2 separate regions of the Homo sapiens genome follow, and region 1 is linked to region 2. Evidence: chromatin contacts called from ENCODE POLR2A ChIA-PET data. All regions are on one chromosome and are shown on one strand. Each heading gives the region's core, a stretch centred on a gene start or an enhancer-like site at or near the end of the contact. The rest is flanking DNA. Distances are from core to core; before and after follow the strand shown. Region 1 has its middle 6.7 kb from the start of LINC01847. Region 2 has its middle 12 kb from the start of CLINT1.

The links. ChIA-PET counts read pairs that join two places held with the same protein, here RNA polymerase II (POLR2A).
Region 1: POLR2A ChIA-PET joins it to region 2 with 19 read pairs in OCI-LY7. The contact joins two enhancer-like sites. POLR2A ChIA-PET finds 5 or more read pairs at or near these places in 2 of 52 experiments (OCI-LY7 and PC-9).

The regions. Positions count from the first base shown.
Region 1 is chr5:159,876,271-159,879,989 of GRCh38, reverse strand. It overlaps a transcript of ADRA1B not described here. Among named protein-coding and RNA genes, the nearest start is that of LINC01847, 6.7 kb to the right of the region's middle. Within about 2 kb of position 1,837, at least 22 of the 41 ENCODE cell types and tissues checked have a DNase peak (open chromatin) inside an H3K27ac peak, as active enhancers do; they include PC-9, where a contact is called at or near this core.
Region 2 is chr5:157,869,451-157,873,426 of GRCh38, reverse strand. No RefSeq gene overlaps it. Among named protein-coding and RNA genes, the nearest start is that of CLINT1, 12 kb to the right of the region's middle. Within about 2 kb of position 1,751, at least 3 of the 41 ENCODE cell types and tissues checked have a DNase peak (open chromatin) inside an H3K27ac peak, as active enhancers do; they include PC-9, where a contact is called at or near this core.

The sequences.
Region 1 (3,719 bases), core at 588-3,087, 2.0 Mb before region 2:
GGGTCTCGCTCTGTATCTCAAGCCGGAGTGCAGTGGTGCGATCTCAGTTCACTGCAACCTCCTCCTCCCAGGTTCATGCGATTCTTCTGCCTCAGCCTCATGAGTAGGTGGGATTACAGGCGCCCGCCACCACGCCCAGCTAATTTTTGTATTTTTAGTAGAGACAGGGTCTCACCATGTTGGCCAGGTTGGTCTTGACCTTCTGAGCTCAAGTGATCCGCCCGCCTCGGCCTCCCAAAGTGCTGGGATTATATGCGTGAGCCACTACACCCAGCCACTTGTCTACATTTTAAGCTTAAACACCGAGTCACAGGTAAACACACATGTACCCACACACACGCATGCATATGCGTGTGGACTGCAACTAAGACAATGCACACAGCATGCAGGTAGATATGCACAGACTTTCACTCCCCCCTCCCCATAATTAAGAAGATAGAAGAAGAATTGGCTTGTGGAATGAGTCACAGAGGCAGCCAGGATGAAGGGCAGGATTCAGCATCCCCAGGGAATCTTTATTTATAGTCCTGGCTGCTGGAGAGGGGGCTGGAATTATTCCTAAAGAGTTTCAGTGATGGAGTGATAACCAAAAGATGTCATTCCCACCGTCGTGCTTACAGGCAGGCGCCTGTTGCTGCTGGAGCCAGCAGAAGCGCTGTGTCACTCCAGAGCTGTGGTTCATGGGAGGAGCCAAGCTGACTGCATTCCAGCTGGTCCATCGTCAGTCACTGGGCCCCTTTCCCCGGTGAACAGACAATCTCTACGCTAATCCGAGCAAATCCTCCCAACCCCAAACAAACAGAAACCTCTGGGACAGCAGAGGCCACTGATTGCAGAGGATGCAGCTTAGATTCAAAATGATACAGTCTAATCCGTTGGTCCCACAGCTCTGCCTCTGTCAACAGTGTGGTTTCTGTAACAAGCAGAGAAAGTGGCATGAGGAATATGCAGTAGCAGACCCGACCTGCCTCACCCAGGGCCGGGGTGAGGATGTAAGGAGGCAGCTGGCTCTTTGCTGGGTTTTGAGCGACATCAGAAAAGTCTAGGGGGCATGAGCAGTAAGTTCCTTGGGTACAGGCTGTCTGTCTTATCCACTCTGGCACTCCTGGCACCAAGCACAGAGAAGATGTTAGTTGATAAATGGATACATGCATGATCTATTCAATATTGCAGTGTGTGAAGACCCCACAGTTCTGGTTCTTGAGTGTGATACATGATACATGATAGAAAAGAAAGAACATTTTTTAGGGAGCTAAGCAGACTAGGACTCCAATCCTGTCACTTCCTGTAGAAGACCTTGCACAGGTCACCTAATCTCTCCAAGCCTCAGTTTGCTTACTTGTAAAATGGAGACTCCCTAACACCTGCTATGTTTTGGGAATCATGGTAAGGATTAAAGATGGTGAAATAGGTTACTTCACCTTATTATATGTGCTACCTGGGGGAAATGAGGTATTGTTATCAGCCAATAACACATTAGCTGAATTAATCAGACAGATTGCACGCGGAAAACAGGGAATCCAGAACTGCCTGAGATGGTCTGGTTTATTGGCTCCTTATTTCCCAGCCTCCCTCCTTGGACTGGAGCCCTACTCTGAGTGGGAGTTCTCTTCTCAGTTGGCTCAAGTGTGTTCCTGGAGCTTTGTTCCCATCTGGGGCAGGAGGCCCCTTGAACTGGATCCCAGCTGCCCAGTGCAAACCCTGTGCTCAGCCCTCATGTGCTTTCCTGTTAGTCCTTGACCCTTACCTTGGCTCCTGGCCCTGACATAGCCTAGGTAACAGCTGCTGCTCATCTCTGGACCCGACTGATTCAAGAGGGCAACTGTAGGACTGCTGGGCCTGGCGTCCCGGACTGTCGGAGCTGCCTGAGACTGCCTCGGCATTTGGTCCTCTGATTCTTGGGCCTCGTTCAGCCCTGGAGTCCTGACAAGACCAAGCTGAAGAGACCTGAACCTGTTTTTCTAGGTTTCAGAGCACCTAATCTGGCACTTGAAACTCAGGTTGTTCCCAGAAGAGGTCAGAAAACAGGAAGTAAGGCTCGGGAGAGAAGGAAGAATCAGGAAGTGGATTTCAAGAGCATTCACTCCAGCTGCCATCAAAACATCACTTCCTAGACTGAGAGAATAAAGTAGTAGTTATTAAAAGCCCAGGCTTTTCAACTAAAGAGATCTGAGCTTAAAGCCTGCCTCTGTCGTTTGTGAACTGAGCAGCCCTGGGCACGCTGCACCTTCTTTCTGAGCTTTGGATTCCTTACTTATAAAGTGGGGTTAGGGACAGTACCTACCTTATGGGGCTGAGAGCATTGAGAGACATAATGGGTGCAAAGTGCTGAGCACAATGCCTGGTGCACAGTAGGGAGTCCATAAAATAGTGGCTATGATGACTGTGATTTAATGATTTTTGTGACCACTGCCCTAGTGGCTGCTCAGAGTCATCAGAAGGACCCAATGAGATATGAGATATGAAAGTGTTTAGAAGGAGGCTGGAGAGCATGACGCCAACATGGAGTACTGAAATTATTATTTTCTCGGTTTTTGACATTTGCCAACTGATGTGCTGTTGCACCCAAAGATTGGGTGCACGGCAACCAGAGGGCATGAAGGACTTCTCCAGAGCTGGCTCCCGGCATGACCTTCCCATCTGGTGCAGTGGGAGGGAAGAGGCTTGGACAGAGTTCTCCTATTGTCCCCGGGTCTTCTGAGGTCATCAGCTTTGCTCAGTTCTAGCTTAGCAGAGTGGTTTACAAAGGGTGGAGGGGAGACACAGGGGACCGGGAGCTGAAACTTTATTTGCTAAGTGTTTTTCAGAGCGCACGGCTCTGAGAAGGCGAAAAGGGGCAGGCAACAAGCCTTGATTTATGAACTGAGGCTCCCATTCCAGAAAACACATCATCAGTCCTTTTAGTAAAGAGCTTCAACCAGAGGGGCTGCCCTTCTGACTGCAGGCCTGAGTCCCACGACTGCTCTCAAAGGCAACTCCTTTTTGTGCACCCCTTAGGGGAAGAAAATCTGGAGAACAAATTCTGGGCCCTTGGTAGGGATGGGAACCTGCTCTCTGATGGCCAGGCAAGTACCTGAAACACAAGCGCCAGGCCCCTAACGGTGAAAGGGAGGAGTGGTAGAGTTCATAACAAAATGACTTTACTGTCAGCTGGTCATACATAGAGTCCAGAAGAAGGGACAAATCGTCCTTTACTTTTTACTTATAGCACCAACAGACCCCACAGAGGCGGATTCCACTCAGCCACATGTTCAGTTCTTCCCCAGCATTCCAACACAGAGCCACTCTAACAGAATCTCAGGATGCCACCTTTCACAAATGGTATGTGTCGCCCATACTTACCATTCTCCCCATCTTCTTTTTCACAGAACTGTATCTGCAGCAGTATGCTAAGATGGACCCCCCTCTGCTGAATCTAGGGAATGAGCCATGTTTGGTCTGGCTCAGAAATGACAATTTCATTCCCATTCACCAGTGATTGGGTTAGGGATGGTCATGTGGTTTAGTTCTGGCAAATGGGATCTGAGTCAAAGTCTTCTGGAATCTTCTGAAAATATTTTGCTCCTGGATAAGAAAGAGACATAGGAGGAGAAATCCCATTCTCTCTCTTTCTTCTTTTGCATGTCATGAGGATGTGGTGCTTGGCAGCCATCCTGCCACTGTGAGGAGAAAGCCAAAAACATGGCACAGAAGCCGATGCAGAGCCTTGACATTGTTGA
Region 2 (3,976 bases), core at 502-3,001:
TATGTGCATGTATTATTGTTTGTATCTGTCTGAGCATGGATGGAGTGTGAAAAAAAATACTGAGATTTTAACAAAATTACCATATTAAATTTTTCTTTATACAGGTGGATTGTTTTGCTTGTTAAAATGAATGTATATTACTTTTATTTATTTGTTTATTTTTGAGACAGGATTCCACTGTGTTGTTCAGGCTGGTCTCAAATTCCCAGGCTCAAGAAATCCTCCTGCCTCAGCCTCCCAAGTAGCTAAGACTATGGGCTCATGCCACTATACCTGGCTCTACTTTTACTTTTTTTTTTTTTTTGAGATGAAGTCTCACTCTGTCACCCAGGCTGGAATGCAGTGGCATGATCTCAGCTCACTGCAACCTCCATCTCCCAGGTTCAAATGATTCTCCTGCCTTAGCCTCCCAAGTAGCTGGGACTACAGGTGCATGCCACCACGCCCGGCTAATTTTTTGTATTTTTAGTAGAGACAGGGTTTCGCCATGTTGACTAGGCTGGCCTTGAACTCCTGAGCTCAGGTGATCTGCCCACCTAGGCCTCCCCAAGTGCTGGGATTACAGGCAAGAGCCACCGTGCCCAGCCTACTTTTAATTCTCTTGTTCTCACTGCTCCGTCTACCTCAGGCAAACGTGGTAATTTTTTTTTTTTTTTTTTGCCTTGGATTAGTTTTTCCTGTTCTAGAATTGTACATAACCGGAGCCATAACTTTTTGTGTGCAGCTTCTTTTGCTCACTTTTTTTTTTTTTTTTTTGAGATGGAGTGTGGCTCTTGTTGCCCAGGCTGCAGTGTAGTGGTGCGATCTCAGCTCATTGCTACCTCCACCTGCCGGGTTCAAGTGATTCTCCTGCCTCAGTCTCCCAAGTAGCTGGGATTACAGGCCCCTGCCACCACACCCGGCTAATTTTTGGTTTTAGTTTGTTTGTTTGTTTTTTGTTGTTGTTGTTGTTTTGAGACAGAGTCTTGCTCTGTCACCAAGGCTGGAGTGTAGTGGCGCAATCTCATCTCACTGCAACCTCCGCCTCCCAGGTTCAAGCAATTCTCATGCCTCAGCCTCCTGAGTAGCTGGGGTTACAGGTGCGCGTGCCACAATGCCCAGCTAATTTTTGTAGAGACGGGGTTTCACCACGTTGACCAGGCTGGTCTCGTACTCCTGACCTCAAGTGATCCACCCACCTCAGCCCCCAAAGTGCTAGGACTACAGAGCCACTGTGCCCAGCTTCTTTGCTCACTTTTATCTGGGAGATTCATCCAGGTTGTTGTATATATCAGTCATTCATTCCTTTTTGTTGGTGAGTCATAGTCTATTCCAATGATATTCCACAATTTGTTTATCCATACCCTGTTGAAGGACATTTGGGTCATTTCTGGTTTTTGGCTATTGTGAAAAAAGCTGCTATGGAACATTCTTACATGAGAATTTTGATATAGCTTTTTATTTCTCTTGGATAAGTACCTACGGGTTGAATTGCTGCATCAAAGGGTAGATAGATGAGGACATATGACCATATTTTACTTTTGTAATTAAAAAAACTAATAAAAACATTTCAAAGAAAAAATTTGAAGAAACAGAATAAATCTGTATTAAAAATGATACTACTACTACTTGCTATCTTACTTTCCACTCCCTCCCCTCCCCATAGGTGTTTGAATCTGTCAGATGTTGGATTTCAATCAGTGACCCACCACTTTTCAGGATGAATCATCAAAAACAGGGAAATTCTCATAAACCTTCCCAAGAGGAACTAGGTTTGAATACCACCCACCAGAGGCCATAAGACGCAAGTGATCCTCCTGGAGAACTGCCAGCACACAGGAAAATCAGTTTCCATGGGCAGACACCACTTCCAAACAAAGCAAAACAAAAGTCATGACACTTGTATTCTCTAATAACAGGGTGTCACCAGAATAGATACGTAGCATTAAAAAGAAGAAAAGAGTATGTTCTGAAATTAGTCAAATTAACACAGCAAAGAATGAGAATATCAAGAAGTAACCTCACTGCAGGGAGGGCTTGTAAACGAATTGTGAACCAAACCTTGGTGACTTCCAAATCTAAACAGAAAGTCTAAAGTGCTACAAAAATTCAATCAATACCCTGAAGACTGATTCTCAGGAAGGATTGGCTAGAATATAAATATGATGTAAAAGAAGAATGTACAGAAGTCCCCTCTTATTCACAGTTTTGCTTTCCACACTTTCAGTTACCCACGCTCAACTGTACTCTGAAAATATTAAATGGGAAATTCCAGAAAGAAACAATACTACATTTTAAATTGCTCAATGTTCTGAGCAGCCGTTCTGAGTAGCATGATGAAATCTCATGCCATCCAGCTCCATCCCACCTGGAATGTGAATCATTCCTTTGGCCAGTGGATCCACGCTGTCTACCACTGCCCGTTAGTCATGGAGAGTTTCTGCTCCTGACATCCAACCATGGATATTGTCATGGCTGGATGATCCAGGATCACCTGAAACAGATGCTTCTCCTTCTGATGAATCATCAGAAGGTCACTACTAGTCTAATACTACACCACAATGCCTATGACATTCACCTAACTTCATTTCATCAAGTAGGCATTGTATTATCTCACATCATCACAAGGAGGGTGAGTATGGTACAACAGGATCTTTTTCTTAATTTTTTTTTAAGAGACAGGGTCTCGGTATGTTGCCCAGGCTGGTCTCAACCTCCTGGGCTCAAGCAATCCTGGGCATTGTCCTCCTAAAGTGCTGGGATTACAGACATGAGCCACCATACCCAGCCAACAATAGGATATTTTGACAGAGAGAGAGAGAATACATTTACATAACTTTTATTACAGTATATTGTTATAATTGTTCTCTTTTATTATTTAAATTTTTTGAGACAGGGTCTCATTCTGTCACCTAGGCTGAAGTGCAGTGGCACAGTCTTGGCTCACTGCAACCTCTGCCTCCCAGTCTTAATCTATTCTCCCACCTCAGCCTCCCAAGTAGCTGGGACTACAGGAATGTGCCACCATACCAGGCTAATTTTTTGTATTTTTTTGTAGAGACAGGGTTTCACCACATTGCCCAGGCTGGTCTAAAACTCCTGGGCTCAAGCCGTCTTCCTACCTTCCAACCTTCCCAAGTGCTGGGATTACAGGCATGAGCCACCACACCCAGCCAACTATTCTATTTATTATTATTGTTGTTAATCTCTTATTGCGCGTATTAGCCCACTTTCTTTTTTTTCTTTTTTTTTTTTGAGATAGAATTTCGCTCTTGTTGCCCAGGCTGGAGTGCAATGGCACAACCTCGGTTCACTGCAACCTCCATTTCCCAGGTTCAAGCGATTCTCCTGCCTCAGCCTCCCAAGTAGCTGGGATTACAAGCATGCACCACCATGCCCATCTAATTTTGTATTTTTAGTAGAGACAGAGTTTCTCCATGTTGGTCAGGCTGGTCTTGAACTCCTTACTGCAGGTGATCTGCTCGTGTCGGCCTCCCAAAGTGCTGGGATTACAGGTGTGAGCCACTGTGCCCGACCAAGTCCGTTTTCATACTATGAAGAAGTACCCAAGATTGGGTATTTATAAAGAAAAAGACATGTTTTTTGAGACAGAGTCTCACTCTGTCAGCCAGGCTAGAGTGCAGTGGTGCAATCTTGGCTCACCGCAACCTCCGCCTCCCAGGTTCAAGGTATTATCATGCCTCAGCCTCCCAAGCAGCCGGGCTTACGGGTGCCTGCCATGACACCTGGATATTTTTTGTATTTTCAGTAGAGATGGACTTTCACCATGTTGGTCAGGGTGGTCTTGAACTCCTGAACTCAAGTGATCTGTCCACCTCAGCCTCCCAAAGTGCTGGGATTACAGGTGTGAGCCACGGTGCCTGGCGTGAAAAAGAGGTTTCATGGACTCACAGTTCCACATGGCTGAGAGGCCTCACAATCATGGTGGAAGGCAAAGGAGGAGCAAAGGCATGTCTTACATGGCAGCAGGCAAGGG